Linked DNA regions of Mus musculus: region 2 is linked to region 1. Evidence: chromatin loops called from intact Hi-C (ENCODE). Cell type or tissue: heart. All regions are shown on one strand. Links, peaks and the distances in the headings refer to the core of each region. The heading gives the core; the rest is flanking DNA.

Region 1 (2,906 bases), core at 306-2,805:
AGAACCCAAGGAAACACACACACACACAGACTCCAGAATGAGGACAGAGAAAAGACCCTAATTTTTCTATTTCATATTGTGGATGGAGACTTAACTCTGGAGAGCCATAGGCTTGAGGTGGGAAGAATCAGGCAAGGAGATGATTGAAACAGAGGAGTGCTATGGGCAGAGTTAGCAGAGCAGAGCATGTTGGAAATGGGTCTGGTCTGACTGCAGTCACAGGACATCACCTCTGCCCCCGCCCAGTTAGCATCATGGTTTCTGTGATGCAATACTTGGCCATGCTAAAGCTTATAATGGTATCCCGGGTTGGATTCTTGCTGTGCTGTGTGTTTGGCCCAAGTTACTAAGCACCACGGGGACCATATTTTCAACTGTATGGTGTTGACATCAGAGAGAGGGGGATACTATTACAGCAGTTTGCAGATGGCGGGGCTGTCTGACTAGGCAGGCTGTACCTGGAAGGAGGCTGGAATTCTTCAGGAGAAGGGCTTTCCTTCTTTCCTCCTCTTCCTCCTCCTCCTCTTCCTCCTCCTCCTCCTCTTCCTCCTCTTCCTCCTCTTCCTCTTTCTCCTTTCCTCCTCTTCCTCCTCCTCTTCCTCTTCCTCCTCCTCCTCCTCTTCCTCCTCCTCCTTTCCTCCTCTTCCTCCTCCTCCTCTTTCTTCTTCCTTCTTCTTCTTCTTCTTCTTCTTCTTCTTCTTCTTCTTCTTCTTCTTCTTCTTCTTCTTCTTCTTCTTCTTCCTCTCTCTCTCTCTCTCTCTCTCTCTCTCTCTCTCTCTCTCTCCTTTCTTCACAGGAGTGGTGTTCAGACAGGGTCTCCCTATGTAGTTCTGGCTGTCCTGGACTCACTATGTACACCAGGGTGCTTGAAGAATTCACAGAGATCTTAAAGCAAGCACCACCATGCCCTACTAGGTGGAGTTTCTTTTTCCTGGGGGAACCTCTTGGCCTTTCAATGGATTGGGGGCGGGCCATTGAAAGACTGTGACATAGTCCTTCAGGTAGAGTCACCTGACTGCAGATCTCAGCCTTGTCTGTCACACCTGGCTGAGTACTTCACTCCTGGATGGATATGTAAAACTCCCCCTCCCACGGCTACAGGGAGTACCTCGTCTACACAGGCATCTTGTGAAGACGAGATGGAGACACACAAAGTGCTTGGCACAGCGACCCTGAACCAGCCTCTGCGCCTGCTGACCTTATTATAAAAAGTTGAGAGTGTGCTGAGGAAAAGCTCACATTCAGGCACTTCCATTTTCTTTCACGTTCTATTATTTTCTCCCATCCCTTTTAGTCTGTTGATAAATCCCTGTTCCATGACCCTGAAATAGGTCGTGGGTGCTACCGGCAGTAAGAAGACCATGCCCTCAGAGCAGTTTTCTCTGAAAACAAACCAAAACCAAAACAACAACAACAACCCTAAAACCAAACCAAAACACCCACGCAGCTTTCCTCTTTTCCGAAGAGGTGCACAGAGGGCAGGTCTGGCTCCGCTCTGGGCCCAGAGACTGGTGAGGGACAGGAGCTCTGACCAATGTCTAAGTCCTCCTGCCGGCTGTGCCCACGCTCCACCTACTTCCTCTCTGCCCAGTTCTTCCGTGGCCCTGCATTAGAGCCGCTGGAGCACTTGTGGTCGTCCTCTGCTTAGCCAGAGGTAGGCAGGCCACGGCGTGTCCCAGGTGAAGGACAGTGAAGGTCCCTTCCTGTCGTACGAGCCCTGAGGTTGAGGAAGTTTGCCCCCCCCACCCCACTCATTCGCCCCTACAGTCCCAGAAGTTCTCTCTGGGCTAAGAGTGCCCTCTAGTGGTCAAGGGCGAGAAGGCGACCGGAGCCTTGTGTTCCAAAGCTCCAAGTTTGGTCCTGCCTTCTCTGATTCAGTCTATGCCCAATTCAACCTCCTTGGGCCCAAATAGCCTTACTCTGCAGGGTGTGGTGAGGCAAGCTTGGAATCCAAACCCTCAAGAGACATTCAGGAGAACTGAGTTCAAAGCCAGCCTAGGTTACAGAGCAAGACGGTGTCTCAACGCGCACACATTCACACTTGCACGCACGCAGGCACAGACCTGTGCACATAGGCACAACAAATAGCCTCACCCACAAGGGGAGTATTTCATCATCTAGGGTCCTTCCAGCTTAACTTCAAAGTCCCTGTGTACAATTTTGGAATTACATTTTTGTTGTTTCCTTTCTTGAGACAAGGTCTCATGGTTTGACCCTGTGTCATAGGCTTTCTGTTGCTGTGATACAATGCAGTAACCGTGACCAAAAGCAACTTGGGAAGCATACAGTTTATTTCCTCTTACACTTCTAGGTGACACAAGTCTTTTTTGATTATCTGATTCTTCACTACTCCCCCCCCACCCCCGAGAAAGGGTTTCTCTGTGTAGCCCTGGCTGTCCTCTGTAGACCAGACTGGCCTTGAACTCAGAAATCTGCCTGCCTCTTCCTCTCAAGTGCTGGGATTAAAGGCGTGCGCCACCACTGCCTGGTAACTTTACAACTTTTAGAACTTAGATCAGGCTCTTCTGTCTTGTGTTCTTCTCTCTGAGGTGCCAGCTGCCAAAACGATGTTCAATCCCTTTGTAGCTACTGACCAAAGTCTGAACTGGAAAAGGCATTCCAATGTCCCTTCCCAGGTGGTGGTGGTGGTGGGGGAGGCCATGTCTTCCCCTCTTTCTGGAGAGCAGACAGGAGTATATGTTCCATTAATACCCTTTGAAAGGGTGGCAAAGGGCATGTGAGGACACCACAAAGGTCCAGGTTCACAAGAAGAAAGGTCACCACAGTCCATGGGGTTGTGGTGTAAGCTGCCCTCTGCACCAGTGACTTCCTCAGTGCCTCAGGCCTCTCCCCTGCTCCTCACACCTCCCCCCCTGCTTTCCAGGAGGATCAGCCCATCTACTTGG
Region 2 (2,906 bases), core at 245-2,744, 510 kb before region 1:
TACAGTTTCAGAGAGTGAGTCCTTTATTATCCTCATGTCAGGAAACATGGTGGCAGGCAGGCGTGATAGCACTGGAACCGTAGCTGAGAGCTTCCAGATTGAGATGTGAACCACAGAGCACAGAGAGAAGGGAGAGAGAGGGAGACTCTTCCTGGCATGGGCTTTTAAAACCCCAAAGCCCACCCTTAGTGGCACACCTCCAACAAGGCTACACTTCCTAATAACTTCCCAGAACAGACCTACCAAGTAGGGACCAAGCATTCAAATATATGAGCCTCTGGGGACCATTCTCATGCAAACCACCAGTCTAGGACTACATAAAAAAGAGAAGGCTAGGTAAGCACACACATTTGTTTATCTCTTCCTGTTTCCTGGCTGCAGGTGCAAAGTGACCAGAAGCATCAAGTTTCTTTTTGGTTTTGTTTTGTTTTGTTTTCATGACAGGGTTTCTCAGTATAGCCCTGGCTGTCCTGGAACTCACTCTGTAGACCAGGCTGGCCTCAGACTCAGAGATCCACCTGCTTGTGGCATGCAACACCATGCCAGGCTGTAAAGTCTCTGCTTTCCAAGGCTGATGAACTGTGAAACAGTTGAACCCACCTCTTCCTGAGCTGCTTCTGCCCAGGATTTTACTCAAGGCAACAGCATGCTCCCTCTATTATGTTTATCCAGAGGACACAACTTGTCCTGCAAGGCGGAATTCCAACCTTGTCACCTCTGCTCTGAGGGGCCTCATCCAAGATGTTCAGAGAACAGTGTAAATCAATTCTGTCGTGATATCTGTGATTGTTTTCTAGCTGAACATCAAACTGCTTGTGGCCAGTGTAAGTCCTGCAATAGAGAAGGCAGAAAAAAAAAAAAAGCTTTGTTAAATAAAGATGCAGTAAGGCCTGTTATTAAGACTTACACAGAGATTCCAAATGATCCCTGAAGTATTCAGCCATGCCAGCTGTATCTCGGGGGAGCTGTCCTGGGAGTATAGAGAGAGGCCCTAGGTGAGAGTGTTCAGCCACAATGACCACCATAATAAAAAAGGCGGGGGAGGATTTACAGGACAAATCAGTAATTACCAAAGTGGGAAATGGTTGGCTTTGGGGGTTCCTCTCAGCGGTATAGAGTTCATCCAACAAACACAAGGCCCTGAGTTCAGTCCTCAGTATGGGGTCATCGGGTGTGGATGGGAGGTGGGGCAGGAATCAACCGAGAGCGGAGAGATGAGCCTACCCTGCTCTGGGCAGCCATCTGGCTCCTGCAGGACCTGGCTCACACTATTCTTGCCCAATCTGCTTCTGCTGTCAGTCCCCATTAACAGTGTGTGCCATCTCAAGGGAGGGACCTTTTGCACTGTGCCCTGGGCCCACAGTGCACTTCCTGGGCAAGCTCCTGGCTTTTGTCCTGACTTTGCTACTTTTTTGTCTTCCTTCTCTTAGCTAAAGGCTAGCATCGTTAGCTCTGTTCACTGAAGAATCTCCAGGCTCGCCTCCGGGAGCGTCTGTGTACTGACACAAGCTTCCCACTAGAGGGCGGTACGCCACTGCGTAATAAGGAGCAGCTCTGCACCACCCGCAGACTCCAAGACTGGCCTGGGAGGATGTTGGGTCAGACATTTTGTGAGTGAGTCATCTTGAGGATTACTTGGGGCGGTTTGAAATCTGGGTTTATGACAATGTTTTGAAGTTATTAGTAAAGATTTCTACAAAGAGAAAAATAAAGGGAAAGGTTCTTGGTAAGAATCGGACGACATCATGACACACTGTCTCAAAAATTTAGAGTAGGTGCTCAGCTTACCTTTCCTGGGTCAGTGCAGCTCCCACCCCTCATCAGAGCGGCCTCTCTTCACAGCAAATGGAGCCCATCACGGAAAACCACAACTGGACACAATGCAGAAATCAACAGGTCATGAGGAGCCCAGCTGCAGGGAATACACGGACACACAGCACCTTTGTCTATGGTTCAGGAAAAGCAAACGAATAGGGAGCTGAAAGATCTGAGGAGCCAGAGGACCAAGGCATCCGCTGTGAACAGCCGCTCTAGAAATGGCTGCATAAGGAGGAAAAGTCAGGAACAATGTCATATCAGCGGACGAGCTGGCATGGAATAAGGAAAGGTTGTCAGGGTTTTTCCTCTAGACAAAGAACGAAGGCAACTAACAACTGCCAGAAGGAGAGGTAGCCTCTCCCAGGGATTGTTTGTCTAATGCCAAGTGGTTGTCCTTGGAACTGTACACACACACAGACAACAGAAACAGATTCATTTATATGTATCTGTGCATGCGCACACACACATATATGTGTGTAACAATAATAATAAAAAAAAAAAGTCCACCAATTGAAAGGGGGGAAGGAAGGGGGTCCAGGGAGGGGGAAGCCATGGGATTCTATTTCAATTCCAAACATTAAAAAAAAAAAAAAAAAAAAAAAAAAAAAAAAAACCTGTAAAAGGGCTGGTGAGATGGCTCAGTGGCTCTTAAAGGTCGTGAGTTCAATTCCCAGCAGCCACATGGTGGCTTACAACCATCCATAATGAGAAATAAATAAAGAACCTATAGGCTGAAGCAAGCAGGGCCAGAGCAAGAGGGAGAATGGGAAGGGGAAAGAAAGAAAGAAAGAAAAACAAAACAAAACTGTGTAATGCACAGTATATGTTCAGTAAATAACTCGAAGAAAAGAGTGCTGGAGAGATACATTGATAGTGGCAGGGACTCTGTGGATGCTGCCAACAGCACAGACTGCAGCCCGGGGCAGATGGCAGGCAGCTATGGAAGAATAAGATGAGAACTGGGCTGGGAACCCTGTGTGTGGTCAGAGTACCACAATGTTTCAAACAGGGAGAGTTTCAGACTTGTACTGTTGCAACCCCCAAATTAAGGATACTAGAGAGACTTCAGTGTTGTTGTGTGCAGACAG

Evidence for each region. Hi-C counts contacts between places; a loop is a spot of excess contacts. Peaks named below come from ENCODE experiments on the same cell type or tissue, not always from the same donor. Only the 100,000 strongest peaks of a DNase experiment are listed, where the experiment ranks them.
Region 2: a loop joins it to region 1, with 4 times the contacts of the local background. A loop is called at or near these places in 16 of 42 quality-filtered maps.

Annotation. Positions count from the first base shown.
Region 1 is chr1:191,311,499-191,314,404 of GRCm38, reverse strand. Nenf (neuron derived neurotrophic factor) reads left to right here. Exons shown (of 4, transcript NM_025424.3): 2 at 2,885-2,906. Among named protein-coding and RNA genes, the nearest start is that of Nenf, 5.2 kb to the left of the region's middle. In heart, for the core only: a CTCF peak has its summit at 1,812 (motif pointing left); DNase peaks (open chromatin) are centred at 1,027 and 1,564; H3K4me3 peaks cover 1,194 bases; H3K27ac peaks cover 1,224 bases.
Region 2 is chr1:191,816,638-191,819,543 of GRCm38, reverse strand. No RefSeq gene overlaps it. Among named protein-coding and RNA genes, the nearest start is that of Nek2, 3.4 kb to the left of the region's middle. In heart, for the core only: a CTCF peak has its summit at 1,516 (motif pointing right); DNase peaks (open chromatin) are centred at 1,093 and 1,513; H3K27ac peaks cover 562 bases.